2 separate regions of the Mus musculus genome follow, and region 1 is linked to region 2. The links are chromatin loops, found by intact Hi-C in ENCODE. Cell type or tissue: left cerebral cortex. All regions are shown on one strand. Links, peaks and the distances in the headings refer to the core of each region. The heading gives the core; the rest is flanking DNA.

What was found. Peaks named below come from ENCODE experiments on the same cell type or tissue, not always from the same donor. Only the 100,000 strongest peaks of a DNase experiment are listed, where the experiment ranks them.
Region 1: it touches region 2 in a loop (6-fold over the local background); 7 of 42 quality-filtered maps call a loop at or near these places.

The regions. Positions count from the first base shown.
Region 1 is chr17:15,371,521-15,386,640 of GRCm38, forward strand. It overlaps Dll1 (delta like canonical Notch ligand 1), which reads right to left and starts at 4,303. Exons shown (of 11, transcript NM_007865.3): 1 at 3,667-4,303; 2 at 3,146-3,439; 3 at 2,370-2,430; 4 at 1,917-2,174; 5 at 86-146. The coding sequence starts at 3,720. In left cerebral cortex, for the core only: a CTCF peak has its summit at 6,628 (motif pointing left); DNase peaks (open chromatin) are centred at 3,221, 4,324, 4,462, 5,503 and 2 more places; H3K4me3 peaks cover 3,893 bases; H3K27ac peaks cover 1,808 bases.
Region 2 is chr17:15,459,375-15,474,494 of GRCm38, forward strand. No RefSeq gene overlaps it. Among named protein-coding and RNA genes, the nearest start is that of Gm49668, 31 kb to the left of the region's middle. In left cerebral cortex, for the core only: CTCF peaks have their summits at 5,940 (motif pointing right) and 8,516 (motif pointing left); a DNase peak (open chromatin) is centred at 8,529.

The DNA of each region.
Region 1 (15,120 bases), core at 2,395-10,394, 89 kb before region 2:
GAAGAAGAAGAAGAAGAAGAAGAAGAAGAAGAAGAAGAAGAAGAAGAAGAAGAAGAAGAGACAAAAAATAACTTTGCAAACTTACTTGCACTCCCCTGGTTTGTCACAGTATCCATGTTGGTCATCACACCCTGGCAGACAGATTGCTGCAAACAAATAAAAACATAGGTTGGAGCTCCAGCCCAGAGACTCCCCAGTATCACCAGGTGGAACTGAGGAAAATTAGCAGGACCTACTCTGTAGGTCCAGGCTGAGTGGATCTCAGGTCACAGAGCCTAGCCCACCCTGGCTGGTGGCTTTGGACTTCATTCAGGCAAGGAATGAGAATTCTTCTTAACATAGTGCGTCTAGGACAAAAGGGCTCTCAGAAGCCCCTACTCCTACCCCTGTCCCTTTTTCTTCTAAAAGAGGGTCAGAAGTCTTCTCCCTCCTCCTCCCCCACTTCCCAATTCTATGCACAAAGCCCCACCTCTTCATATCCCAGAAAGTGTGTGTGCAGATAAGAGTGGACAGCTGGTGTGCAGCGTGCAGGGCAGGACAGCTGCTCCATTGTGTCTTCCCTCCCGCAGCTGCCCCAGCACAACAATGCTGCCCCCCCACCCCCACCCCACCCCGGCCCTAGCCATGTGTGTATGCGCTCACACAAGCGCGTGTGCGCACGTAGCCTTCTACCAATGGGAGCAGGCAGTGTCCCCACCGCCTATCCTCAGAGAGATCTAATCTATGGCACGTGTAAGTAGGGGCGGGGAGAGACCCCAGTGTTTGAATAAGAAAAGTTTAGATTTCTAGCCACCCCAGAACTATTGGCCCTGAGAGAGGAAAGCTACTGTGGGAGGTCAGAGGCGCCCAAAGGGGTAGGGGGGCAGGGGTGGCCACAGGCTGAGGCTTTGAGCTGGCTCACTTCCCCAGTTATGAAACTCATTAATGATCAGCAACTCCAGTTCTTAAGAAAACAGCCAAATTCTTGGCCAAGACGGGAGGGGGGGCGCTCAAAGGATATGGGAAACTAGGCAACAATATGTCCAGGCTCTCACTGAAGTGTGGACCCATCATCCTCAGGCAAAAACTAAAGCTAGAAAGTGACTCGATATCCTCCCCCAGGCACGAACAGAGGTTCTGGGCCTCACAGAGTCCAATGTTCAACTGCTGCAGGGCAGAAGAACAAAAGTTCACCAGGCCCTGACGTTGGAAGGAAATGCCATTCCTACAGATTGGGCAGATGAGGCCTCAGATTGCTGGAGAGAGGCCCCCTGAGGTACAAACAGACCAGAACCAGAGCAGAAGTCCTCCCTGTGGCCCTGGTACCCTGGTTTGCAAGAAGATTATAGGACATCAGCTACTGCCTTTCTTCATTTAGACAAGACAAGGTGCCCTTCAGCCATGTAGCCCTGCACTCTGCCTCAGCACACCTGCTAGCATTCCACAATCCCAAGGATTGAAGGATTCCCTGAAGGACAGGGCACACAGAGTACACCCCAGGGAATCTTTGGAAACAGATTTCTGTAGGCAGGTCAGGCACCCTAACTCTGTGGAGGAAAGGGAGGGCTTTCCAATGGGACATTGTTGCAGCAAGGAGAACTGTTGGAAAATGAGCCCTCCACATCCCCGCTCTGTCCCTCCCTTCCTTCCTCTCTTCCCTTTCTAATACAAAGGCCCTAGGGAGAGCACAGCCTTACTTCCTGACCCCTGGCCTTGTCTCTGAACTCCTCCCTGTGAAGAAAAGCAGCTTCCTACAGTGGACACAAGGTCTCCCTTGTTAAAATGCCAGAATCCAGCCTAACTGCCAACGGCCTTAGCAAAACACTGCTCTTTAGGCCTCAGTTTCCCCACTGAGCCATCTCTACCATCTCCTGTTGCAAAGCCTCGTGTCTTTCCCCATAAATGGACCCTTAGGGGTCATTCTCCAGAGGACTCACGGTCAGTGCAGTACTGGCCTTTCCAGCCAGGGTCGCACATCTTCTCCCCTCTGTCCCCGCAGGTGAAGTGGCCAAAGGCGTCATCCCGAGGTCGGCAGAACACAGAGCAACCTTCTCCGTAGTAGTGCTCGTCACACACAAACCGGTAAGAGTACCGGAGGTCTGTGCGGCCGCTACTGTGAAGGTCCTGAGACCATTCTTCTCCCACAGTGAGGTGCCTCTGTGTGGTCAGGCGGCTGATGAGTCTTTCTGGGTTTTCTGAGAGAGAAGATGCTCAGGTTGGTAATGATAACACCTAGACGCTAGGAACCGAGAGAGTGGTATGGATGCTGTCAAGCCAAGGACCCTTCTTCTCTGAACTCCAGGTGCAGAGTGAAGGTAAGAGGCCTGGGCTGAGTGGGTAAACTGTGTATCAATGGGGAGAATGCATAGTTTAGGGGCTTGGAGTCTTACCTGTTGCGAGGTCATCGGGAGAGTCTGTATGGAGGGCTTCAATGATCAGAGAGAAGGTACCCTAGGGAAAGGGGAGAAGATGCTTGATAACCGGAAGTGTGGAGGAGGAGGAAGGGGAGGAGGAGGAGTTGGGAGACTAGGAGTGGGAGGAGGAGGAGCTGGAGGAGGAGGAGAGGCATTAAAGAGAACCAAGTACAGAGGCTCTCAGATCTCTGTGTTGTGCCAATGAAGGTCAACTCCTATCACTTTCCTTAATTAGAAGAATTTTAAAGAGTGTCCCCCCCCACACACACACCGTGTGTGGGTTTGGTTTTTTAAAAACATGTTAATACAGGAAATTGTATTTTAAAAAGGGGGGAGAGTACTTGATGGAGCAAGGTGGGGTGCAGGAAGAGGAGAGGGCAGCTGTCATTTGTTTTCTGGGGGTGGAACCTCGAGGATGGAGAGCAGCCCCAGCACTGGTAGCAACCCAACCAAGGCCTAAGAGCTAGGGGACAAGAACTCTCCCAACTTTGGGGGTAGGGGAGGGAAGCATTCGACCTTTCAGGTAAGTAGGAGGTGTGTGAGAAATGCCCAGGGCTTGCAAAAGCCTCTGGGGTTCCACACCCCCTCCTCAACTGCCAGTCAGTTCCCAGTAAGAAGTCAAGACCTCAGGCGTGTCTTTGTGGGATTCCCCAACCCTTATCAGTGGCCCTTGCCTTCTTCCCACTGCCAACCACCAACCAGCCACCCCTACCCCTCCAGACCCAGCCGAGTGCGCGCAGGTGCCCACTCACTGGCCAGGTGAAGCCGAAGGGGAATCGGATGGGGTTGCTGAAGGCGGGGTCGATGCCTGCGCCATCAGGCAGGCTGAAGGAGTCGACACCCAGCACTGGCGTGACAGCACTGCCGTAGGTGCAGGGTGGCTCCGGTGACACGCTGGCCTGGTAGTGCTTGAGGCATACGCGAAAGAAGGTCCTGCAGGCGCAAGGCGGGCCAGAGCCCCCGCGGCAGCAGTTGCGGTTCCCCAGCAGCCCCTTCTTGTTGACGAACTCCTGCAGCTTCAGCTCAAATACGCCGGAGCTCCAGACCTGCGCGGGGAAGGGGCGTGAGGTCGCGCCGGCGGCGGAGGGACCCGGGGGCGCGCGGGCCCTTGCTAGGACGCAGAGGCCGAGCGCACCTCAGCGCCCATCCGGAGCTGCCCGCTGCCGGGCAGCTCTCGGGGTCGTCGCTGCCGGAGTCACTTGGGGATGGACAGCTGATCGGCTGGTCCGACTCCCCTCCCTCCACCGCGCAGCAGCCCCGCCCGGCCCCCTACCTGGCACAGCAGGGCAGAGACCACGGCAAGGGCTAGCGCGCTCCGACGGCCCATGGTACCGCTGGACGCCCTTGCTCTCCTAGAGTATCCTCTTTTCTTTCTTCTTCAAAGACCCAGGGATGCCAGGAAAGTCTATATGACCCGAGGAGTACTGGCGGAAAGGCGTCTCTCGGCTCCAGGTGTGCTATCAGGGCCAGGTCGCTTCAGGAGGGTGCGGTGCCTTCAGCTAGGTCCCCGGCAAGAGCTCTACGAGGCACTGAGAAAGGACAACTTTCGGTTTCCTCTTCGTCTGGCTTTCAGTCCACGGAGAGGTGAGTGTCTCCTGCTTTCTGGTTTTGTCTTAAGCTTCTTCGCGGAGGGAAAGAGGAGAAAGGAGATAAGACACAGAGGGAAGAGAGCCCAGATGTTCAGCTTAATTCCCAAGAGAGCTTGCAGTGGCTTCCTTCGCAGGCCTATTAGGAAGCGGCGGTCTGGAAATCCCACCGGTGAGGCGATAATCCGGGGCCCCGAGGGGCGCGGTGGGAACGGTGGTGGCAAGGACTGCGGCGCGCGCCCTGGTTTCCCGGCCCGGCGTCACTCGGCAGCCGCTGCCGCTCCCAGAGTGTTCTAGACCGGTATCTCTTGCACTATCGCCAAGCCTCGCGTCTTCCTCAAGAATTCAGCCAATGCCATGCGAGAACACACACCGAGGACCGGAGGCCGAAGCGTGGGAGGCTCCGTGCCGCACCGGTGCTCTCCCGTGACCTGCCCTGGTCAGACAGGGTAACCGCGGGTGCACGCCGGAGGATCTGGCCCGGGCTGGCGCCTGCCACCCTTAAATCCTGCCGGCCGCTCGCATAACTAATGAGATGCAAATGAGCAGCCCCCCAATCTGGCGAGAGCTGTCACAAAGGAGCCACTTTTCCAAACCCTCCTCTCAATGGATCGCCAAATGGTCAGTGAGCTGTAAAATGTGCAACCCTCCTCCCCGCCCCCCACCTCCCCGCCCCCTAGTCCTCTCTGCCTCCGCCCTCGCCCCTTCGCCTCCCTCCCCCAGCGCAAAACCCGCTCATTTACATTCCTGCAAAACGTTCCCGGAGACGAACCGCTCTGCTCCCGGAGCTGGAGCTGAGGCCGCGTCGCCCACCGCCCCACCGCCACAGGCCCGAAGACCCTAGGCACGCTGGGCGGCCTGAGCCTCCCACTCGCGGTCACCGCTAGACTCGCTCGCAGGACGCGGCCTCCGGACCTTGGCGTTTCCAACACTAGCCGCCTAGGCTCTCCTCGTTTGTTCAGTCCTAGGGACTGAGGAACCGGGGAGAGGTTAGAGGCCCGCGTCCCTGCTGCTGCCCCTCCTCCCTGGCAGCCTCTTTCTAAGGAGGAGTCTCCCGGAGGGGGCGGGGGCGGGGTGCCCGGTAGGAAAGGGACCCTTGAAGAGGTGGGCAAAGGGTGGCAAGAGCACCCCGGCAGTTTGGGAAGTTTGGGGAGGTTAGGCACGCTTATACCTCTGGTGAAGCCTGGCGATTGAGCCTCGGAGAGTGCCGATGGGCTAGCGATCCGGGCCGGACACCCCCAGACACCGCAGTGTCCCGGAGCGCTGCTGTCTCCGTGTTGTCCACGATCACTGGAAATGGGGAATTGGGGTCCGGATAGTGTATTCCCTGAGCCAGCAGAGCCAAAAGCTAAGCTTACCCCTTTCCCGGTGTACACACCCTCTCCCGGGAGATTTTCAACCAACACCACCTTCACTGGTGTCCGGTCCCACTCTCCTGGGTATTCCCCTCAGGCCTCCCTCTGCTTGGTAAAAAGTGAGTTTGGTGTGTGTCGTTCGCGTGGCTGTCATTAAGGCAGTCTGTTATTGTGCGAGGCTGAATCAGTGGCTCTTTGTGCGCTCAGCTGTATGGTAATGCAGACAGCACCTGCTCTCTGCACAATGCGGAGAGAAAGAGCTCCCCTCCGCGCACGCCGCGGCCTCTGCGACAATGTCCGGCACATGTTTGAAAGACTCCCCCCACCTCACCCCCCAACACATAACCTTTACACAACCGTCACCTTATTAGGTTTTTACACATCCATCAGACACTAGAACTTTTGTTTTCTTTTTTTTCTTTTTTTTTTTTTAAGGGAAATGAGTTTATTGGGAGGGCCCAGGACACACGTATCACAATGAATTACCTAAACGGCTCCCCTGGTTACAAGCTCCAGAGAAAAGTAAATGGAGATATAGTCTCTGACTTAGCACCTAGCTTTGTGTTGAGCATGCCATGAGCTGTATATTCCCATCTTTAGAGGGGCCTCTTTACTCCACCCCCACCACCTAGGCAGCTTCATTAGAATCCCGAGGTGTGATTCTTGGAGCTAGTGTTCCTTTGATTGTAGCACAGCCCCTAGGGTGTACCTGACAGGTGTCCTCACTGTAGGTGTTGCTGTCCTGTTGGTGAGAATGAGCCCTGTCCTGGCAGAGTAGCTTGATCATTTAGGCCAGTATCTGGAGCAAGATGTATATAATGCACAGAAAGAGAGGAAAACCTTCGCATGCCCAGAGAAACACTGCTAACAAGAATCTAGCAGTTACTGGGCAGAATCATCTGTGTTGGGCCATCTGGCAACTGAAATTACAGCTCCTTTTCTGATGACCCAGCCTGCCTACTGCTACCCTGTCTCCCAAACACTTTCAAAGTTTCAGAATCAACAGGAATTTCTGCACTTCACGTCGTCATCGCCAACTCACAGACAATCAAAGAGTTAACCAAAAAGCCATGTGTATAATACTCAAGGCTGAGGTGAGAAAGGCAGGGTTAGATCCCACTTTTTAAAAAACCTGTTTATTATAGAACAAATGGAGGCTTCAAAAGATACTGACACCCCTAAGGCACACCCCCATGGCCGTGGCAAAAACAGTCCCTGTCCTTTGTAAACTGTGTAGGGATTTGCTACATCACCACAAGGCTGGGCTAGCTTGAATCCTAACTTAATCTTGCCACCTAGTGTTAGGATTCCTTTTTCACTAGCTAATGTTTCCTGGGAAAGTTACTTTCTGAGAACTCTGTTTCTCAGAGCTCTGAAGCTGCTCTCTGTTGGGACTTGGGAGTGGGACTCAGGTGACAGGGGGTTCCTACAGCAGAGGGGATTCAAAGAAGAAAAGAAACAAGGTCAGATGCAGACTCCTCTGTGCCTTCGAGATTACAAGAAGAAATGAAATATCAGGAACCTTTTAATTAGAAGATGGAAGTGGAAACCAGGCTTGTTTGAATGCCTGTTTAGAAAACTGGAAATGAAAAGTTTCACGCGCAAGGGCTTAGACCCTGAGAGGGGTGGACTTGTCCCAAATCTTGAACAAACCCCCCTTAGTATTAAGTATTTGTTAAATTGACATGGCACAGATTTCTCGATTACAGTGGCAAAGCAGTTCTGAAAGGCATCGTAAAATCCATCAGAATCCTGCCCAACGCATTCATTCTTTTCCAACTTAATTTATGCCACACCATTCTGTATTGGGGAAATCAAGCAGAAAGCTCTTTTTTTCCTCCCTCCTACTCCTTCTGCTCTTCTTCTTCCTCCTCCTCATCCTCCTGTTTCCCCATTCTCAATCGTCCACCCCTAAGTTGGTTCCTATTCCCTTCTCTTTCAAACACAGAGCTAACGGGGAGACTGTTTAACTTCAGTGATTCTATAGGAGCCTGTTGTAGTTTAACTCCTGCGTACCAGTAGCTGAGAGGAACAAAGGACAGACTCGAGGTCCAGCTATTCATCCTTTCTTTGCACTTTAATTTTCATTGATTGGGAAGACAAGGGGAGCCCTTAGGGATTCGAGCCGGGAGGGGGATGACACGCCTTTAGACGCCATCAGCCCCCTAGCCAGCCATCTGCTCCGAACCAAATGGCGTTTTTTCACTCCCTAACTGCATGTCTCTATACTCCCACAGCTAAGCACTCAGAACCCCCCAAATGCAGGAGGGAGCTTAAGCCAGAGTATGTTAAATAGATTTGCCTGAATGTTGGCCTAGCCAACAGATTTCCCCTCCCCACACACCATAAATCCTCACCTTCACCATTAGAAGAAAGAAGGAAACTTTCTTTTAAATGCTTTTTGATGTTTCAGCAAATTTACTGTACAAAGTGTGGCTCATTAGAGCTGAGGAGACACCGAATACATCAGATACAGGACTAGAAGGAAGTATTTGTTGTCTGGTGGTAGTGTTGATTTTTTTCCACATGCCCCCCCCCCCCAGCCCCAATCTGAATAATTGCAATGGGTGGATAGGGCAGACTCAGGTTGCATAATAATCAGAATTAAAGCCACAACAAGTGCATCTGGAGTTCTGTCTGTTATTGATCCTGATTGTTTTCTGTATTTTACTGGTCCATGTGGTAATAAAAACTCCCAGGCACAATTTTATTGAATTAGTCGTGCCCATCCTCAGCACAGGTCACCTAGTCCTGACCCAATTCCTTCATGCACACACCTAAAAGGCTCACTTCTCAAGATACAGAGTTAACCGTGGCTGCAGACAGGGCAGTATCCATGCATAACTCCCAAACAGTTTTCAGACTAGGCCAAGCACAGGTTCAGTTTTCTGTGTAAACAAATCTGGAGACTTGAGCGGGATTTGTGTTTTCTCAGACCCACTGAACACTGTATACACAACAGAGGGTTCTCTCAGTCCTAAGAATTAGGATCCTTGTTCGGAACAACAAAACTGAAACTTCCAAGCAGCAAATCTGGTGTTGATCAAACATGCCAGCTTGCTTGAGGGGAGGAGGAAGAGGAGGAGGAGGAGGAGGAGGAGGAGGAGGAGGAGGAGCCTGTGTATTAATTAGTTCTAGTATCACATCTTGCCCAACAGCCCTTCTGTCCATTTTCCGCAGCCAGTTTTAGAATCAAAAGCAGTTAAAATATTAGGGGGAAAAAGTCCTTGCGTTGACGTGGAAAGGAAGCCTGTACCTGTGGCCCACCTGTCTGGTGTGATCAACCAAGTCCGCAGCACAACTCCCCTTTTAAATTCTCTCTGTGGTGCCAGGGCTGGCCTGGAGCTCAAGATACCCCTGCCTCAACCTCCTGAATTTTAGGATTACAAGCATGCCAACCATAATCCTGGCGCACACACTTTAATGTTTGTACAGACATGTGCACACTTGAATGCAATCAGCATTTGGCTTCCAATTAGACTAGAGACTTCGAGCCTCAGATTCACACCCACCAGGTGGAACCGGTAGGCCTAGCCTCCTCTGCGTTCTGTGGGCAGTACACTCAAAAGGAGTAATGAACCCAAAAGACTCCGGCATGGCGCCCCGTGAACTTCAGAGTGGATCGGGGTCCGAACTCCGTCATGCCGTAGGATCACAGCCCTTTCTTCTTTGATGGAACCGGCTGCCGCCTCCTTCTACCCACCTAGTTGGTGATTTTCCTTTGGGTAGCTAGATAGGAACTCAGAGCCATTGTATGCGCTCCGAGGACACCTCACCCTGGGGTGCGTGGGTCTTGGGAAGCCGGCTGCAGAAAGTTGCAAAGGCATGTGCTGATTTACATGAGAAAAGGGGAGGCGCGTGGCTCAGCTGGCGGCTGCCGCGCAGATGACAGATCGCCCCACCCGAGGCCCCTCCCCCTATGCCTCTCCTTCCTCGGAATCGTGGGTTGTCTGCTCCGGGCTGTCCTGCGCTGATTTCCATAACAAAGCGCGTGTTTACCTGCGGCTGCAGCCCGGGCGGGCGGGCCTTTGTCCCAGGATCAGATTATCCTAGCAGCTGCTCGTGGCCAGCCGAAGAGAGTCACGCGTGCACCTCGCTCGGAACTTTCCGCGGCCTTTGGTCTGGAATGGGTAGCAATGGGGTGAGGGGTTTGTGGGAAGAAGGCTCTAACAGGGGAGGGGTTGCGTTTAGTTTGCTCATACGTTTCTGACTCTCAACTAGAGTTAGCGCCCCTGGGGGCTTCTGGACGGTGGCGGTGCTAGAGAGGTGGCCATCGCTGGGCCTGTGGATGTGGGTACGACTTGAGTCACAAAGCTTTGAGACGAAGTCGTGCTGGTTCCATGCAGCTGGGCCCGGGCCACAGTGCTCTCACCTCACCTGGTATCACGAGGACCAGCTGGCTGTGCGAACGATGTCAGAATGACATCGCCTCCACGCTACCCCTACTCGCTCCCCTCCCTGTCCTCTCTCCTCCCCAGTGTCTAATTGCTCAGGCTCTGGCCTTGGGCGGGAGAGTTTAAAGATTAGGCTCCCAAGAGTTTCTTAAACAATAACCTCAAAAGCCTGGCGCTCTCAGGCTTAACTAGGGTCTGAGCTATGCTTGCTGTGTGAGCACGTGTGGTTCATGGCCTCCCCAAGGAAGTCCCTGTTGGACACAGCAGCACCCAAAGGCCACTCCCAAGATGCCCCAGAGAAGCCTAGGCACCAAGGAAGCTTTTAGTGCTCCAGGCTTCCCTGGCCTCCCCCACCTCCCTTTTCTATGAGCATCTGCCCTGGAGAACAGATGTGGGCACCTGCAGTGACAGGCCGCATATGCTCTGCCCTATTCACAGGCATTCAGACGTGGCACAATGAGAGGCTTTTGTGTGCAGAGAGTCACTAAATATATTAATCTGTACTCCCCAGAGCACCGGGCTGTTTAATTTTTCACTAGCAATAACATCTGATCTAATCCTTAAATCGGCTCCCAAAAGCCTTCCCTCCCGCCCACCCCCTCCGCTGAAAAAAAACGTGTGAAGTTATTCAACTTTCCACCTGTTGCCTGCTGTATTGGGCCGGGTAACTGCAACTTCTAATGTTGGTTCCGGCAGGGGGTGAATGGAAGGCACAGCGCTGAAAACTGCTTGCCACATGAGCATGGCTCTGGTGTGTTTATCAGAAAGGAAACTGAATACTAAGTGTGGAGTGTGGTTCCCCAAATGTTGTGCAAACAAAGAACAATAATTATTGAACAGGCTTCCAGAGCAACTCCGTGCACTCACCCTGCCTGTGTAAGCACCTTTAAAAATATACACCAAGTTCCCATTTATCTCTGTGTTTATTAAACTCTAGTGGTTATTAAAAGTACCACTCAATAGGCTATACAGCCCAAAGGTAACATAAATCTCAGATGTCTTTAAAAAAAAACATTTTTGTTGCAGAACTCTTTTATCTTAGCATCCCTTATTCCATTTTGATTTGTTTTGGGCCACAATGAATCTTTTAGTGCCATTGTAGATGTCACAATGCACAGGGACATCAGGCTGTGAATGAAGACAGAAGCAGTTTAAACAAGCCAAACCCTTTCTTTCCTTTCTGTCCATTGTCTTATGAATGGGCCTTCGGCTGCATTCGGCTGCTAGGAGACCAGATTTGCAAAGCTCCACTCCAGTAAATCTGCTGGGGAGAAAGAGACCCAAAAAAGCAGCCCAGGGACTAGAGAGGAAAGAAAGGGCACAGGCCACACTTTTTCACCTCCATCAGCACATTTTCTCCATCACAAAATGTAAAACATACTTCCTCGTGTTACATTTAAGTTCTTCTGTCTTCTCTTTTCGCTCTTCTGCATCCATCGAGGCACAGAAGGACAGCCATGGATCCACCATCAACATTTGTTTTCCAAGTGTGATATTTTCTTTTAGGAAAATGAGAACCGGGCCTGGGAGCATGCCCATCACCCAGAGCTCTCAGAATAAATGCTAGCCAGGAAGAACGTGGTGATGACTTCATGATCCCAACTGTGACCTGCGCCAGTGTGCACTGGGACTGTTCCTGTCCTCAGTGATACGTTAAGACTAGGAACATCATTGTTCTCCAGTTATGAAGGTCCTCATGGCCACTCATCGCCTGTTAGCTGGTGATCCCTCATTCTTCAGCGATGGACGGAGTCCCTTGACCGCTCACCAGGTCAATGGGAAATCAGAGTGACTCAGAGGCAGGGATGGGGCCAGGCATGGCAGGAAGTGGAAGACTCTTCATTTCCCGAGTCTCAAGGCTTAGAGTCCGTCTGAAACTAGACATACTGTCTGCTTCTCTAATAGCTATAAAATGAGTTCCAAAAGGCTGTGTGTGTGTGTGTGTGTGTGTGTGTATGTGCTCGTGTGTGCGTGTTTCTATTTCCTGAAAGGGTTTGTGCAAAATTATCATGCTTCCTCAAAAGCATGGCAGAATTTGCCAGTGAAGCCATCAATGTTCAGTATTGTTTTCCTCAGAAACGCTTTGCTCCGTTTCTTTAATACACATAGGGATACTCAGCTCTATTTTTAATTTGGTCAGTTATATGGCTCAAGAAATTTTGTCTAAAATTGTTCAAAGAGCTGGGGCTGGAGAGAGAACTGTTAAAAGCACTTGCTCTTTCAGTGGACTGGCATAAGATTCCTAGTATTCACTTGGCAGCTCACAATTGCCCTTAAGTCCAGATTCAAGGAACCTGACTCCCTCTTCTGGCCTCTGCAGGTACCAGTCACACACATGAGGCATACGCATACATGCAAGCAAAACATTCACGCACACACATGCACACACGCACAAATCTTTTAAGTTGTTACATATTCTTTATTCTCTTTACTACGATAATGTCTGTGGTAATACTGTGACATTGTTAGAAGGGTTCATCTATGTCTCTCTTTTTATCTCGGAGAACCAATCTTTTGTCACTAATTTTTTCTCTGTGGATCTAGGCAGCTATTGGGACAGCCATTAGTCTTAGTTTATTCGTTTTTTGATGTCTGAATATGGTAATTTCAAATTTTGTCAAGCTTTGTGGCAGTTTAAAGTGGGAGGAAAAGTTCTCTTGGAATTATGTCTTCATAGGCGGAAGCTGAAACAGATACTTTTGATGCAAGTAACAGAAAACCCTGGTTCCATACTTAGTGTATGAAGAGACTTTGTTTTATTCTACTAGGAGGGAGGGGAGGTCTAAGTGTGGATAAATTAATGGTTCAGCTTGTTACCCAACCAAGGCTTCCATCTGCCCTGTGTTGATGAGCTCCTACATCCTGGGGAATCTCTCACACAGCATGGTCTATCAGAAAGGAAGGGTGTTGTCTCCCTAGATGATACCTTTTACCAACTATAAAACATTCAAATAACAATGTTTCTCTATATAGCCCTGCCTGTTCTGGAACTTGCCCTGCAGATCAGACTGGCCTTGAACTCAGAGATCCACCTGTCCCCACCACCTGAGTACCAGGATTAAAGGCATTCATCACCAGGCCCAACTGTGTATAATAATTTTTGTAAGCTTTAGACAAGTTGGAGTTTGAGTAAGAGTGTACTACCTACTACTATTACTGCTGCTTATTCAATCACTTTAAAATGATCAAATGCTTTTCTTTTACCACATTAATCGATTAAACATTCAAGTAGTTCTTGATTGGTAACAAAAGTAGCCCTTTGTCCACACCATACTGCTCTGCTCCCAACACCCCCTCTCTTTTCTTTCTTTTGTTTTAAAAAATTTATTAATTCACTTTTCATCCCAATTGCTGCTCCCATCCTAGTTTCTCCATCCCATTCCTCCATCCTCTCTCCCCTTCTCTGAGAGACTGGAGGGGCCCCTAGATATCCCCCTCCCGACCCTGTTATATCACTCCCTGCAAGGCTAGGTGCATCCTTTTCCCCTGAGGCCAGAGAAGCAGCCCAACTAGAAGAACATACATGGTCCAGCCCATGTATGCTCTTGGTTGGTGCTTCAGTCTCTGAGAGCCTCAAGGGCTCAGGTTAGTTAAATCTGTTGGTCTTCCTGTGGAGTTCCTATCCCCTTTGGGTCCCACAGTCCTTCCCCCCAACTCTTTCATAAGGGTCCCCAAGCTCCATCCAAAGTTTGGCTGTCCAACTGCTCCTCTTACTCTAATCTCACATCTACCATTAGAATTTACTGTCATATTATATATACAGGATTGTGTGGTTGTGTATCCTTTCCTATTAAATTACAATTTAGTATTTACCTTATAACCATGTAATTAGGGCTGGAGAGATGGCTTAATGGGTAAGAGCACTGACTGCTCTTCCAAAGGTCCTGAGTTCAAATCGCAGCAACCACATGGTGGCTCACAACCACCCATAATGAGATCTGACACCCTCTTCTGATGCGTCTGAAGACAGCTACAGTGTACTTTTATATAATAATAAATAAATCTTTGGGCCAGAGCCAGCAGAGACTGAGCAAACGGGGCTGGCCAGAGTGAGCAGAGGTCCTAAGATTCAATTCCCACAACCACATGAAGGCTCACAACCATCTGTACAGCTACAGTGTACTCACATACATAAAATAAATAAATAAATAAATCTTTTTAAAAACCATGTAATTAGAATGTATGTGTAAGCATGGTTATAAGGGGTTTTTATTGTTTGTCTTTATTGTTCAATGCATATCTGGTTTATTTGCTTATTGATTGCCATTTGTAGCTATTACTACCAAAATCTGAAGATCCCCTTTAGTGTTCTAATGTATTGTGCATTCTGAGGACTCCATTAAATGTTCCTTTGTCTGGTTCATTTTGTTTTCAGCTGGGTTCAATATATTGGCTTTGCTTTCTTTAGAATTTTAAGGCTAATGCTCCACTGTATCCAACGTCGTAGGAGCTCAGGAAGAGTTTCTTTGTCCGCATGACTTCCCGTCTCTTAAATTGGAACTTTCTGTTTCTTCTTCTAGAGATTTTATTTGGTTGGCTGGTTTGTTTAGACAGAGTTATCGCTATGTAGATCAGACATTCTTAAAGTCGAAAAGATTCACCAGTCTCTGCCTCCATGTTCTAGAATTAAAGTCACGTGCCAACATACCCAACAACTCGAAATCCTTTATTTCTGCTGTTTAGAAGTCTTGTAAGGATGTAGCTTATATAGATCTTTTGAAGTTGCCTTTTGAGCACTGATTGTCATTTTCAACATGAAATCAAGTCTTCCAGATAGGAAAGGTTTTCCTGAGAGATTTCTAAAGTGTTTTTATTCCCTTCATTTAAAGTTTTCTCTTTTCCATTTTTGGATACCAGACCACACATTTTAATCTTGTTTTTTTTTTCAGTCTCTTTGTCTTCTATCATCTTAGAGATGGCATCCTACTTATCATTAATTTATTTACATATTAGTTTATTAATAAGTGTATTTATCATTTTAAATTTCAAGATTCCCCTTTGCCAGGAGGTAGTAACCTACACCTTTAATCCCAGCACTCGGGAGGCAGAGGCAGAGGCAGAGGCAGAGGCAGAGGCAGAGGCAGAGGCAGAGGCAGAGGCAGAGGCAGAGGCAGAGGCAGAGGCAGAGGCAGAGGCAGAGGCAGAGGCAGAGGCAGAGGCAGAGGCAGGTGGATCTCTTGAGTTAGAGGCCAGCCTAATAGCTCTGAATTCCAGAACAGCCCAGGCTGTCTTAGAAAAACCCTGTCTAGAAAACAAAAAAGAAAAATAACAACGAAAAAAAAATTCCCCTTATTTTAACTGTCACATTTCTACAATGGCAGATATAATTTTGCATAATAACATCTTTCTCTTCCTTGCTTGTTTTATTTTTCCTAATAACTTTATTTTTGTT
Region 2 (15,120 bases), core at 3,701-11,700:
GCCTTTGCAGTAGGTAATGGCTTCCTCTCTTGGCATCCATAGGGGCTCTAGTAGGGCACAATGGACATGTGCTATGGCAAATTCATACCTCCATGTATAGAGTGATGGCTTTGCCCTTCCCCCAGCAAAGTGCCTGAGTTAACCCCAGAAGTTCGGTCCTTTGTGCTGAAGTCCCTTGGCTGAAGGACTGGGCCCACACCATTTTGTCCAAGGTGACAATGAGGGCCCCAGCATACCTAATTTCATCTTATACAAAGCTGCTCTCCTACAGTCCCTCTTCAGGTGTGACAGATTGGACCATATCAATCACCTTCAGGAATTTTCGACTGACTCCTCTGGAGGTGGAGCAGAGGCCAGAGGCTCCTGGCCCACCAGTTCCAGAGAGGAGTGGCGGGTATAGTAGCCACAGCAACAAGGGAAGCAGCAGGCAGGGCCAGAGCCCTGCCTGAGGTGAAAGCTGAAGCTGTTTTAGTCCGTCTTTCACAGTAGCTACAAGGGCTTCTGCATCGCCAGCTCCTGACTGAACCAGATGAGCTGTGAGCTCCATCTGGCTGGATCCAGAGAGGTCTAGCCAAGACAGCACCTGGACCTGGACCAAATTTCCCTCATGGCGTCAGTGCCAGGGGACCTCATCTGCATCCACTGCAACATCATGAACTCATACCCTGCCATACCCCCATCTGGTCAGTGGAGTCTGATGACCCTAACTTGGCTGCTATCTTGGAGAATCTCTAATGTCTGGCAGCAGGCTGGCTGGACTAGTAGCTGAAATTTTACAGAATTGGATATGAAGTTGATCCAAGAGAAGTGTCTGATAATAAATTATTTGGAAATTGTACATTCAGCTCTCTGGAGTCCACCAGAGGAGGGTCTGTAAAGATTAGGAACAGTCCTTTGCCTGTCTTAGTCTGAGTTTCTATGGCTGTGATGAAATACTATGACCGAAGCGACACGGAGGAAAGGATTTACTTGGCTTATACTTTCACATTGCTGTTCATCATGGAAGGAAGTCAGGACAGGAATGCAAACAGGGCAGGAACATGGAAGCAGGAACAGATGCAGAGGCCATGGAGGCATGCTGCTTACTGCCTTGATCCTCATGGTTTGCTTAGCCTTGTTGTTTTTTTTTTTTTTTTGTAGAACCCAGTATCACCAGCCCAGGGATGGCACTACTCACAATGGGCTGAGCCCTTCTCTATTGATCACTAATTAAGAAAATGCCTTGCAGGCTTGCCTACAGCCCAGTCTTGAGGAGGTATTTTCTCAACTGAGGTTTCTTTCAATGTCTTCAGCCTATACAAGTTGACATAAAACTAGGCAAAATACTGTCTAAAGTCAGTTTCTTCAACCCAGTCCTGTAATATATTTAAAAAGGCTTTTCCCACAAAGAAAGCACTCTTCAAGAATCAGACATTTTATAATGATCAGTCTTAGTTTAATTCATACACAAGTTTGAATTAATTACCTAGTATTATTTTTTATTATTATTAATGCAGTATCTTGCTCTAGCTCAGACTGGCCTCGGATTCATGGGGATAGTTTTGCTTCAGTTTCCTGAGTGCTAAGATTATGAATATGAGCCACCATGTCCAATTTAATTATTTAAGTAAATAATTAAGCAAAGAGAGTAGGCATGGAGTTGGAGCCAATGCAGAGTGCTGGGGGCCCTGGCGTTTTAAAGACAGTATTATAGAGTAGACATGGAGTCTTGGAGTCAGCACAGAAGCAGAAGGAAGAAACAAGGATATTTCAAGACTTCATAAAGAAGCACAGTGACACCAGCATTTGAAAGTGACTCTGAGCTGGGCAGTGGTGGTGCACGTCTTTAATCCCAGCACTTGGGAGGCAGAGGCAGGCAGATTTCTGAATTTGAGGCCAGCCTGGTCTTCAGAGTGAGTTCCAGGACAGCCAGTTTTTTCAGAAGAAGAAGGAGGAGGAGGAAGAGGAGGAGGAGGAGGAGGAGGAGGAGGAGGAGGAGGAGGAGGAGGAGGAGGAGGAGGAGGAGGAGGAAAAAGAAAGAAAAAAGAAAAGAGAAGAAAAGGAAAGGAAAGGAAAGCAAAGCGACTCTAAGTTCCAGGTAGATGGCCTGTGGGTTTTGTTCTTTCCAGGGGGCTGAAATAGTGTATGGGACTTCATAGGAACAACTGATTCACACAAGAACTACTGAATGTTGACCCCAAGAAGGCCTCTCCCATATTTCCCTTTGAGCCTTTCACTGTTTATCACAGGCAGGGAGCTCAGGCAGATGAACATCTAGTTGTATGTGTATTAGATCTTAGATCCTGCACTCATAGCCTCTGAGAATATTTGGTCAATAATAAGCAGTAGGGTCAGAAGAGGAGGAAAGGGAATGTGACCAGTCCTGGGTCACATGATCTAAGTTTAACAGTATCCATGACCTGGAGAAACAGAGTACTCTAACCATCAGCAAAGGGGACATCAGAGCCACTTCTGACCCTGGCCATGGTGGTCACAAGTTTAAAGAGAAGGCCCTAGCCAAGACCACCAGCCACAGGGCCGAATGAGTTTCCCTGGGTGGTGTTGCCTTTCCTCGTTGGGTTCCAGCCTGATATCAACACCTGCGGCTCTTCCAGACTCCTAAGCCCACCTGGCTGTGCTTCCATGGCTTCATGTTCCAGGACAAGCTGCTGGCTTGTGCTGCATGCTGGCATGCTGGCTCAGTGTGACATCCCTCCCGGAGGTCTGAGTCACAGACAGGGAGCTAGCCAGGCAAGCAGTGTGTGCAGGAGTCACCGCTCCACATAGCCTGAATCATGGGCTCTTAAAAGGGAGCCTGGACCACCTGAGCCTCCCAGAGATGCCCAAGACACTTTGACCCTGTTGCTGCTATTGGTACCAGGGAAAACTGTGTGCATGAGGTGAACTTTGTGAGCTCAGCTGTGTGAGTTAAATGTAGCCTACAGCTGTTGTGGGTCGATCCAGAAATAGTCCGCAGTAATAAAGATAATGGCAGAGGTGGTAAGGAGACTGTGGGTAGAGCACATGACTGCTGTCCCTCAAAATAGACTCAGAGGGGACTAGCAGAGAGCACAGAAGACAGAATGATAAACTGTAAATGGAATCACAGGACTGAGGAAAGTTATTAGGCCAAGGGTCTAGTTTCTTTTCTGTTGCTGAGATAAACTGTTCTGACAAAAGGCAACTTGTGAGAGATAGGGGAACGGATTTATTTTGACTCACAATTCTGCGGTATAGCCCATCATTTCAGAGAACCCATGGTGGCAGGAAGTTAAAGCAGCATATTATACCACACTCATAGTCAAGAGCCGAGAGATAGCTAAGCAGGTAAAGGCACTTGCTGATAAGCCAAAGGAGCCTAATTCCTCCCCAGGGCCCCACCCGGCAGGAGAGAATCTACTCCTGTTAAGTTCTCTGACTTCCGCACCAGCCCCCAGACCCACAAAAGAAACATACAAATCTAAAAAATACTTTCAAAAACGACCACAGAGAGATGATTGCACGCATGCAGAAAGCACACGAGTCTCCTCTGCTCTTATAGAGCCCAAGCACGCCAAAAACACGGTATGGTGCTGCCTACACTTAGAACAGGTCTTCTCCTATCAACCAAGGAACAAGATAGTCCCCATGGACACACCCAAAGGCCGAACTGAGCCACAATCCCTCACTAGGATGCTCTTCTCCAGTGGTCTCATCTTGTTTCCAGTCGACAAAAGTAACCATCATTGCCATCACCATCAAGAAGTGGCTTAGCAGTTAAAAGCACTAATTTCTCTTGCAGAGTACCTACATCTGTTACTAGCACCTATTCTAGAGGTTTATAAGTGTCTATGGCTAAGTTCCAGGTAATCTAATCCAATATTCTTTTGGCATGCTTGGGTACATAAACATGTAACTAAAAAAAAAAAACAAAAAACAAAAATAGGGCTGATGGGATGGCTTAGTGGGTAAAACAGCTGTCTACAAGCCTAACAACCTGAGTTTGATGCTCAGGGTACACACGGTGGAGAGAAAGGACCAGCTACTATAGGCTGTCTGCTGATCTCCACACACGTGTCATGGCACACTCGTCCTTCACCAAATAAATAAAAAAGAAGGCACAAAACAAAACAACAACAAAAAACCACCACCAAACCCTAAAATAACAAAAATAAATCTTTAAAAACCCTAACCGTCATAACCAATAAGTGTGGAAAACCTGTTACTTGAGAATTTGAGTGACATTTATATTAACACAGACTGAGGTAAGATGCCAAATACAAAAATAAAAATAGAAAAATAAAAGAGAAATGAATATCCTTGTAGAAGCTGAGATGAGATACATGACCCCCTCCAAACCTCACCCAGTACTGCCTAAGTTTATGCCAGGGGCTCTCAAGCCTCTTAGAGTTCCTCTTAGAGTGGGGGCCACCCTCCAGAGGGGCAGGAAGACCCTGTGAGAGAGCAGGCCAAGTGCTAGAAACTGCAGTAATCTCAGCAGAGGCAGGGGGCAGTGGGCAGGAGGGAGGTGGGAGGCGGGAGAGGGGAGGCAAAGGCAGACAGAGGCAGGCAGATCTCTCAGCACTCAGGTTAAGTTCTTAGCGGCCACTTGGTGGAACCATTTATAACTCCAGTTCCCAGGGATCTGATGCCTTCTCTGACCTCTGTGGGCACCAGGCACACATGTGGTACAAATACATACATTTAGGCAAAAGCACTCATGACACATAGAATAAATAAATATAATTTTGTTTTAAAGATTTCCATCCCATTACATTACTGTTCAACTAGTAGAAATGGGTCTAAACTGCTGTTCTAAGCAGTGAGACTTTACATGAATTTAAATTGTTCAGTTGGTGAAAAAAACTGAACAAACGTAATCAAGGCCCCAAATCTAGGCCTTTATAGGAAAAGAAGGACAAGAACTACGAGAATAAATTAGTGATAACCAGAACACGGGAACCTTGCAAGAAAAAACACCTTTTTCCTTAGTAAGTAAATTCCAAGGGCTGGTGAGATGGCTCAGTGGGTAAGAGCACCCGACTGCTCTTCCGAAGGTCCAGAGTTCAAATCCCAGCAACCACATGGTGGCTTACAACCATCCGTAACAAGATCTGACTCCCTCTTCTGGTGTGTCTGAAGACAGCTACAGTGTGTACTTACATATAATAATAAATAAATCTTTAAAAAAAAATTCCAAGTGAGTGAATGACTTGGCAGGGGTGGGGGTGGGATGGGGGGGTGGGGGGTGGGGTGAGGGGAGGGGAGGTGTCGGGGCTTCAAATCTGAACATACTGTTACAAACACTTATGAATCAATCAAGGGAATTTTAACAGATGGGATATTCAATACTGAGGAATTATAGTTAATTTTGGAGGTGTGATTATAACACTTTGATGTTTTTATAAAACATAGTCATGATCTTTTGAGGCATTAAAATGTTTACAAGATAAAATCATAGGTATTCTGAGATTGGTTTCAAAATAGTCTGGTGGGGATACAGTGGATAGTGACCCAAGCCTAGCTACGAGTCGTCAATGACGTGTGAGCGGTACCTGGGGGGTTACTGTGCTGGTCTATGCCATCTGTATGTATCTTATATGTTCCATGATAAAAGACGGTGAACAAATAAAGATTTAGAGAAATTCAAAGGAAAAGTCGCTTGTGCTTAGTGATGATTTAAATCAAGTACAGGGGCATTTTAGTGTTAAAGAGGAGATAATGTTGCTTGAATAACCTTCTAATGAAGGTTATATACCGGTTATATAAGTGGAATACTTATTCTTTAAAATGCATCTCCTATCAAGTCAAGCCAAGTGCCAGCTGTATTTTTCAAGCCGATTAATCGACAATAGCCACAATGATTATAAATATTTTATAAAATTTGGTTGGTTATTTTGGAATCATACAAGTTTGAACTTTTAAATATGAAATTCTAAACTTACGAACTTCTATTTTTTTAAAGATGTATTCATTTATTATATGTAAGTTCACTGTAGCTGTTTTCAAACACACCAGAAGAGGGCATCAGATCTCGTTACTGATGGCTGTGAGCCACCATGTGGTTGCTGGGAATTGAACTCAGGACCTTCGGAAGAGCAGTCAGTGCTCTTAATTGCTGAGCCATCTTACCAGCCCCCACTTATGAACTTCTATACTAAAATTTAAAAATAAGTAATAAAGACCTATCATGCAGTGCCTATAAAAGAAAAATCCATCCAGTATTAGGGCACTCTATTAATTCAAGTGGTCTTTTACTCCTATGTTAACACATTGATGTTTCCATACACTTGTGATCACTATTTACAATTTTGAATATTCTTATTCCTCTTGTGTCTTAATATTCTGTACTGTTGCTTTAAGGCCCTCAGAGCCTCTGCCTCAAATGGCTGCGCAATATTCCATGTAGTGAATATTAGTTACTCAGCCATTTCTATTGCCATTCTATTAGTTAGAGTCTCTAAGGGAACAGAACTGATAAAAGAATGAATATATATATTATTTATTAATAATCATATTACTACATTTATTTATGAGCTGTTCTAAAATTTAAAGACAGATGATATATGGACTATAAAATTGAAAAATTATCCAACATTTGGTCAGTATATCAGGCCTCTGTGTGTGTGTGTGTGTGTGTGTATGTACACCAGTTGTTGTTCTACATATCTTGGTAGTCCTAATCTGGTAGTTTTAACCTAGTCCCTGAGGATTCCTGGAGAGCTGCTGGTTTTCAGTCAGTGTTGGAATCAGGAAGAAGTAGGTGGTAAGCCAGGGAGAGTGGGGGCAAGCCAGGGAGAGTGGGGGCAAGCCTGGGAAAGGTTAAAGTTGCGGCCTTTTATGTGCACTGCCACCAGAAAGTATCGGACGGATTTACCATTGGTCTCCCCACCTCAAATGATCCAATCAAGAGTCTCTCACAGGTGCGCCCAGGAGCTTGGGTTTTAATTGATTCTAGATGCAGTTAACAACCCAAAATTAGCTATCACAAGTATACCCTGGGTCAACTTGACACACAAATTACATATCCTTCTGTTATGCTTAATTCCCAAAGGAAAGCTATAATCAGGTCATAATTCTACCTAATATGATATAACTTTCTCAAATACAACCGAAAATGTATTATGTATTTTAGAAAAGGTATCGCTGTCCCTTGAGGAACACCTGGTCTCTTTGTGACTGTAGGTTACATATGATAATGACCAGTGATGCCATCTCAGTTTATGTTTCATTACACGATAAAGAAATAGAGGAACGAGGGCTGGTGAGATGGCTTGGCGGTTAAGAGCACTGACTGCTCTTCCAGAGGTCCTGAGTTCAATTCCCAGCAACCACATGGTGGCTCACAACCACCTGTAATGAGATCTGAAGACAGCTACAGTGTACTTACATATAATAAATAAATAAATAAAATCTTTTTTAAAAATAAGAAAGAAATAGAGGAACGTTTTTAAAACCCAAGCATCTGCTTTATGTCTATATGCACGAACACATTCTTTACAGAATAGAACAGAAACATCGTGTCAACAGCTTTGCTGTTCACATGCGTTCCACAACCGCTGCTTAGAACCTCCTCCTAGTCTCTCCTTGTGGATCATAGTGGTTCATAGAGTCTCTGCAAACAGTAAGCAATCTTACTGAGAAGCTTTACAAAGAAAGTACAATTTCCAGGGGATGTTGTGCTAAGTCTAAAACATTTGAGCCCCACCTGGAGTGCAAAATGCTAGCAAGTCCTGTGTAGGCTTTGCCATGATGGGAGAAAATTCCAGACTATGAAAGCTGTACTCCCAAGGGCAGAAGAACAGGCTGGTATAGTTGCCACCTGGAGCTAGCCCATGTTTGGGCTCTGTAGATGTGTGTTCCTAATATTCTAAATGACGTGAAAATTTGGTAAGACTACCACAGCCCAGCCATGTCCTTACCTTCTAGGTGTCACAGTTGATTCTCAACAACCTACTCTAAAAAGCAGGTACAATACCAATAGGAGAGTTGAGAATGTAGAAGAAAAATAGGATCTGTCTATTGCTTTAGAAATAATTAAAATAAAAAATAAAAAACAATCACAGGGCCTGATGATACATGCCTTTAATCCCAGAACTTGGGGAGGCAGAAGCAGGAAGATCTCAGAGTTTGAAATTGGTACGTATAGAAAGTTCCAGGTCAGCGGGGGCTATATACCTAGTGAGACCCATCTTTTACAAGTATATAGCTCCAAATAAATCCAGTGTTCTGATATTTGTCTTTTTGTGTCAAAGTCAGTTCCCTTTCTCCTCCTCCTCTGTCTTCTTTTCTCTCCCCTCCAGATCAAACACACACCTCGCATGCATCCAGTACAGTGATGACCAGTTTATCTTCTTCTGTCCTCTGCAGTTTAATATGTACATGAACTGAGATTACAAGTTACCACAAAATGTCCTTTTGCCAAGTTAAGGAAGAACAGTATTTACTACCGGACTCAAGTTCTATTTCCTGCCTACCACAAACTAAACTCTATCCTAGGAAATGCTCGCCACAAAGTGGGGGCACCAGAGGTAAATCCACAGCGCCACCTGGTGGCCTCCTCCAGGAGCGTGACACAGAACCTGGCATTCATGAATGAGGAATAGCCACCATCCTTTGACAGGCCTCAGCCATCTTTGTGGCACATCTCAAAGCAGGAGTCAGGTCAGGGGTCTGCTTGAGGTGACAGTGGAGTCCCAGTTCAAAACAGTGGTGTTTACCAACAATCCGCCTTACAGTCATCAGCCCACACTCCAAATGAAGTTCTAAATACTTGCCTGTCATGGAAGAAAAATTTTCTAAAGATGATTCACAAGTTCTAGAGATCCACCCGAGAACAAATAGCGGTCCTAATAGGAAAGTGCGTATCTCTAAGCGCCCAAAATTTTAAAAATAAAAAAACAGAGAAAACTCAAATAACTTAATGATGCACCTTGAAGCCTTAGAAAAGTCAGAACAAATCAAACTCCAAATCAGTAGATAAGGAGACATACTTAAGGGCAGAAATTCATGAAATAGAAATAGTGAGTACAAGACAAACCAAAGAATCAGATGCAGAGTTCTTTCTTTAAAAAGGCAAATAAACCTTTTAAAAAGACAGACAAACCCTTAGCTAAGTTAACTAAAAGACAGAGAAGACTTGTAAGATCAGAAATGAAAAAAGAAGTTATTACAAGAGATACCAAGAGTAAGAAAAGCATAAAACATACCTTACAAACCTATATTCCACTAAATTTTTAAAATCTAAGAGAAATGGATGAAATTGATAGGTATATGACCTACCAAAATCAAATCAAAATGAAAAAAAATTAAATAGTCCTATATCCAGCAGCAAGACCGACATGGTCATAAAAATCTCCTGACTGAAGAACACCCAGGTTCAGATGTACTCACTGTATAGATCTCTACCCTTCACTCAAGAATGGAGACCAGTATTTTGCAAATCACCCTATAAAGTAGAAAAGGAAGGAAACTTCCAAACCGGTTTTGCTTTTTTTTTTCTTTTGCCAATATCATACTGATACCAAAACCAGGCAGAGACAACATTAAGAAAATTATAGACTGATCTCTCTGATCAATACAGATACAAACGTTCTCAGTAGGATACTAGCAAACTAATTCAAGATCTCGTCATTCAGCACCAAGTTGACTTCATTAAAGAGAAGATTCAACGTATAAATCAATAAATGTAACTTGTCATATAAATAGACTCAAGGACAGAAACCAAATAAATTCAGGAAAGGTCTTTGATTAGTCCAGTATCTCTTCATGAGATATTTGCTACAGAATCTATGGATATAGGGGACATAATTCAAAACATAATAAAGTCAATATACAACGAGGCCACAACAACATTATGGTAAAGGTAAAAAATATTTGAAGCATTTTTACTAAAATAAAAATAAAACTTTCTCCATTCCTGTTCAATACGGTGCTTGAGTCTCAGAGCAGTAAGAAAAAATAGATACAAATAGGAAAGTAAAAATATTCCTGTTTGTAGATGAAATAGTTTTAATATAAGAGATATTATCCACTCCACTCACACTATTTTGGTTGGAATAAACTTAACTAAGTAAACAACAGAACTTCTACAAGAAAACCTTTAAAGACACTGAAGAAAGGAACTAAGGGGGAAGTGAGAAGATAGAAAGACCGTCCATGTATATGGATTAGAAGAATTTAAAATTGTCAAGATAGCCATCTTACAAAAAGCAAAATACAGATGTGTGCTGGCTTGTCTCATGTCAACTTGACACAGAAACTAGATTTCTGAAAAGTGGGAACCTTAGCTAAGGAAATATCTCCATAAGACCCCGATATAAGCCATTTTCTTTCCTTTTCCTTTTCCTTCTTCTTTTTTTTTAAAAGAATTTTTTAAAAAAATGTATTTTATGAATGGAACACTGTAACTGTCTTCAGACAGAAGAGGCCTTCAGGTCCTATTACAGATGGTTGTGAGCTACCATGTGGTTGCTGGGACTTGAACTCAGGATCTCTGGAAGAACAGTCAGTGCTTTTAACCACTGAGCCATCTCTCTAGCCCTAGGCATTTTCTTAATTAGTGATTGATGTAGGAAAACCCAAGTCCTTGTGGGTGGTTCCATGCTTGGGTCGGTGGTCCTGGGTTGTATAAGGAAGCAGGCTGAGCAAGTCTTGAGGAACAAGTCAGTAAGCAGCACTCCCCATGTGGCTTCTGCATCAGTTCCCGCCTTTAGAACCTTGCCTTGTTTAGAGTTCCTGACTTCCTTCAATAATGAACAGTGCTGTAGGAGTGCAAACCGAATTAACTCTTTCCTCCCCAACTTGCTTTTTGGTAATGATGTTTCATGACAGTAATAGAAACTCTAACAACCTAAAACACAGATGCAATACAATTTCAGTAAAAATCCTAGAACGATTATTTAGGGATATAGAGGACAAAAAAAATCTTAAAATTAATATGGAAGCACAGAAGATTGCCAAACAACCAGAACAGTTGATGGCATCACCATACCTGACTTCAAGCTATGCTACAGAGCCACAGTAATAAAAACAGCATGGTACTGGCTCAAAACCAGACATCTAGATGGACAGAATAGAAAGCCCAGATCTAAGAACATGCATCTTCAGCCACCTGGTTTCAACAGTGATGGATGCCAAAAATGTACATTGCAGAAACGACAATCTCTTAGCAAGCACTGCTGGGAAATGTATATAGAATTAACACCTCACCATAGAATCTTGAGACTCTGAAGCATGTAGAGCAAAAAGTAGGCAGCATGGAGTCAGAGATGATTCAGTTGATTCAGATGATTAAGATCACTGACTGCTCTCCCCGAGGCTCTGCGCTCGATTCCCAGGATCCAGAAAGTGTCTCCCAATCTGTGCATATAAAATTCTACAGGGCCTGATGCCTTCTGGCTTCCGTGGTACACGGACAAACATGCAGACAAAATACCCATACACACAAAATAAAAAATTTTAAAGAGAGTACACGTCACCACATAGGCATAGAGAACTTTATGACTAGGACAGCAGTCGTACGGGAAATAAGACTAAATATTAACAAACGAGAGCTTGAGAAAACAAAAGGCTTCCGTACAACAAAGAAAAGTCAACCAAGTGAAGAGCAGCTCACGGTAGAAACTCTCTGCTATACAGTTGACAGAGGGTCATTAACTAGAACACAGTGACAACAAAAACACAGGGGAAGCAGGCAACCTACCATCTCCTCACCATCCAAAGGAAGCCCTCAGTAGACAAGTCCAACTTGGTGAACCAATGAATTTTATTGAGGATATTTACGAGAATATGGGTAAAGAGTTACTTATAGGAGGAGAAATGACTCAAAGACAGCTGCATAACCAAAGCCCACTCCAGCACAGATGACAGCTCATAGAAGCTGGAAACTTGTATCATACTGTACTGTAGAGCCTGCAGGCAGCTCAACAGGTGACTGGTCTAGTCTCACAGTCTTCTTTGTAGCTTGCTTTGTCTGAGAGTAACTCTCAACCGTCTGTATTATTTAATCATGGAGGGGGGATCTTAGTGAATCTGGTCAGTTCCAGGGACTCCCTTCAAGGATTTTAAGTTATTTGTTTACCTTCTGTCTTAAAGTACTTACTTACTTGCAGGGTGGAATGTATCAATAAGGAAATGGCCACACAACCCATGTTCCATCCCCAGGGTCCATCTAGTAGAAAGAGAGAACTGATATATTGTCCTCTGACCTCTACATTTGCACTATGGCGCAGGTGTGTGTGTACACAAACCCATTAAATTTTAAAATAACCCATTTTTTTACTTTTCTTGCTTATGTGTACAGGTGTTTTGCCTCTATGTGTGTCCATATACCACATACATGCCTGTTGCCCACATATCCCAAAAGAAGGTAGTATAGATCCGCTGGGTCTGAAGTTAGAGATGGTCTCGAGTTGCCATGCAGGGGCTGAGAACTAAACTCGGGTCTTCTGGAAAAGCAGGTGTTAACTGCTGATAAGTGTTCTTAACACCTCTTCAGCCCCATATCCTAATTTTAAAAAGTTGGTTATGGAAGTGTTTTAGTTTCATTCTGTTGCTTTCCTAAACATCACGACCAAAGGCTTGTGGAGGAAAGAACTTATCTGGCTTATACCTCCCGGTCAGTCTCTTGGAAGAAGTTAGGGCAGGAACTCAAGGAAGACCTGAAGGTAGGAATCATGGAAGAGTACTCCTTACTGGTTTGTTCTAAAGCTTGTTCTGGGCCTTATAGTTAGCTACGTTTCCTATATAGCTCAGGCCTACATACTTAGGGATGCTGCTGCCCACAGTGGGCTGAGCCCTTACATATGGATCTCTTACAGACATAGCCACAGCCCAGTCTGATCCAGGCAACTCTTCAGCTGGGAGTCCCTCTTCCCAGATGAGTCAGGCTGCTTCCCTCCTTGCCAACTTAGCACACAAACCAACCACTGCTAAACCATAACCTTCTACTTGTTTGTCACCATTTCCTCGTGTTAGTAAAATGCAATTTATAAAATGCAATTTTAAAAACCTGTCTAAAGTTTTTAACTGAGCTGCTTCAGCAGGTAAGAGCATTTCCAGAGGAACTGAGTTCAGTTCCTAGCACCCATGTCAGATGGAACTCCAGATCCAGGGAAGCTGATGCTTCCGGTCTCCAAGGGCACCTGGACTCATGTGCACACACCTCCCCCGCCTCCCTCTTACAAGTAAAACTAAAGTTTAAAATTCCAATGCTTTAAAAGTACAAAGTCTCAGGCTGGACGTGGTGGCGCACACCTTTAATCCCAGCACTCGGGAGGCAGAGGCAGGCGGATTTCTGAGTTCGAGGCCAGCCTGGTCTACAAAGTGAGCTCCAGGACAACCAGGGATACACAGAGAAACCCTGTCTCGAAAAACAAACAAACAAACAAAAACAAAAACAAAAACAGTACAAAGTCTCAGGCTTGAGAGATCGCTCAGTAGTTGAGAGCACTGACTGCTCTTCCAGAGGTCCTGAGTTCAATTCCCAGCAACCACACGGTGGCTCACAGCTATCCATAATGGGATCTGATGCCCTCTTCTGGTGAGTCAGTGACAGTGTACTCGTATACATTAAAAATAAATAACTCTTTAAAAAGTACAAGGTCTCTTTTAAATTTAAATCTAGTCTTGCTGGGAATGGCAGCACATGCCTTTAATCTCAACACTCAAGAGGCAGAGGCAGGTGGATCTCTGTGAGTTTGAGCCCAGCCTGGTCTACATAGTGAATTCCAGGTCAACTAAAGCTTCATAGAGAGACCTTGTCACAAAATTCATTCATTCATTCATAAACCCAAAGACCCTTAAATATGGGCTTCAGTGGAAAAAGATAAATTACATAAACAACACACTTAAGCAAAACCGAAGTCTAGCTGTATAGATCAATGTCTATCATGTCCACTTGTCCTTTTACAATACACTCTTCTGGGCTCTAAAGGGCTCTCCAACTCTGCTGTCCCCAGCACACATGGTGGTAGTACAGGCTCAGGTCAGATTCATCCCACACTTACCACTGTTCTTAGCAGATATCCCAGGTCCGAGCTGCTCCAATATCTGCTACAACTCATGTTCTGCCTTCACCAATAGCTTCTTGGGCCTCTCTGCAGGTACCCCAACCCTGCAACAGGGTGCCAGTCCTCAGCTTCTCTTTATGACCCCTTCAATCAAGAGCTTTCCTGCCTTTAAAACCAGTAACAGGTGGGTGACTCTTACAGATATTTTGCCAAATTCAGCTAACAGCTTGAGATAGACTTGACCCCACTAGATCAGTTTGTGTGCTTATCCTTAATAGATACTTTCCAGATTTTATTTCAATGATAACGATTTCTTATTAACCACAGCTGATTTTCAGCCCCAGATGACCAGAATCCAAGTCCTAGTAAAACTCAAAGCTTTCATCTAACGGGTGCTGCTTATCTTGTTAATCACAAATGATTCCTAACTAAAAAGCAACCACAGATTCTTAATCCAAATGGCCCCGATCATCTTTCTTCCTTCGAAGGCATCACAATCCACCTTCATAGCCTCCATGTTTTTCATAGCACTATCTTCCAAGTTACTACTGAACAACTCACCAAGTTCCTAGGACTCAATGGCTTTTCCAGCTCTAAGTTCCAAACATTTCCCCACTCCTCCAAATGAACACAGGTTCATCACAACGACGCTACTCTTGGTGCGAGTTTCTGTTCTACTTTCATTACAGTGCTGTGATACCGCAGCACCACAGGAAAGAACCCGTTGGCTTACACTCCAAGGTTACAACGCATCACTGAGAAAAGACCAGGTGGCAAGAGCCTGGGACAAGAATCCTGGAAAAATTCCACTTACTGCCTTGCTCACAGGCTCAAGCTCAGCTAGCTTTCTTTCCCTTTCTTTGCTGCAAGCACTTTTCAAAAATATTTTTTTAACTTATGTGTGCATGCATGTTCCTCTGTGTGTGCCATGTGTGTGCAGATTCTCACGGAAGCCAGAAAAGTGTTGCATCCACTGGAACTGACTGTTGTGAGCCACCTAATACGGGCTCTGAAAATCAAGTATAGAAACAGACTCTTAACAGTCAGACATTTCTCCAGCCCCAGATAGCTTTCTTATACAGACCAAGCCTCACCTCCCTAATGTTAGTGCTGTCCACAGTGGGCTAGGGCCTCCTCTATCAATCAAGAT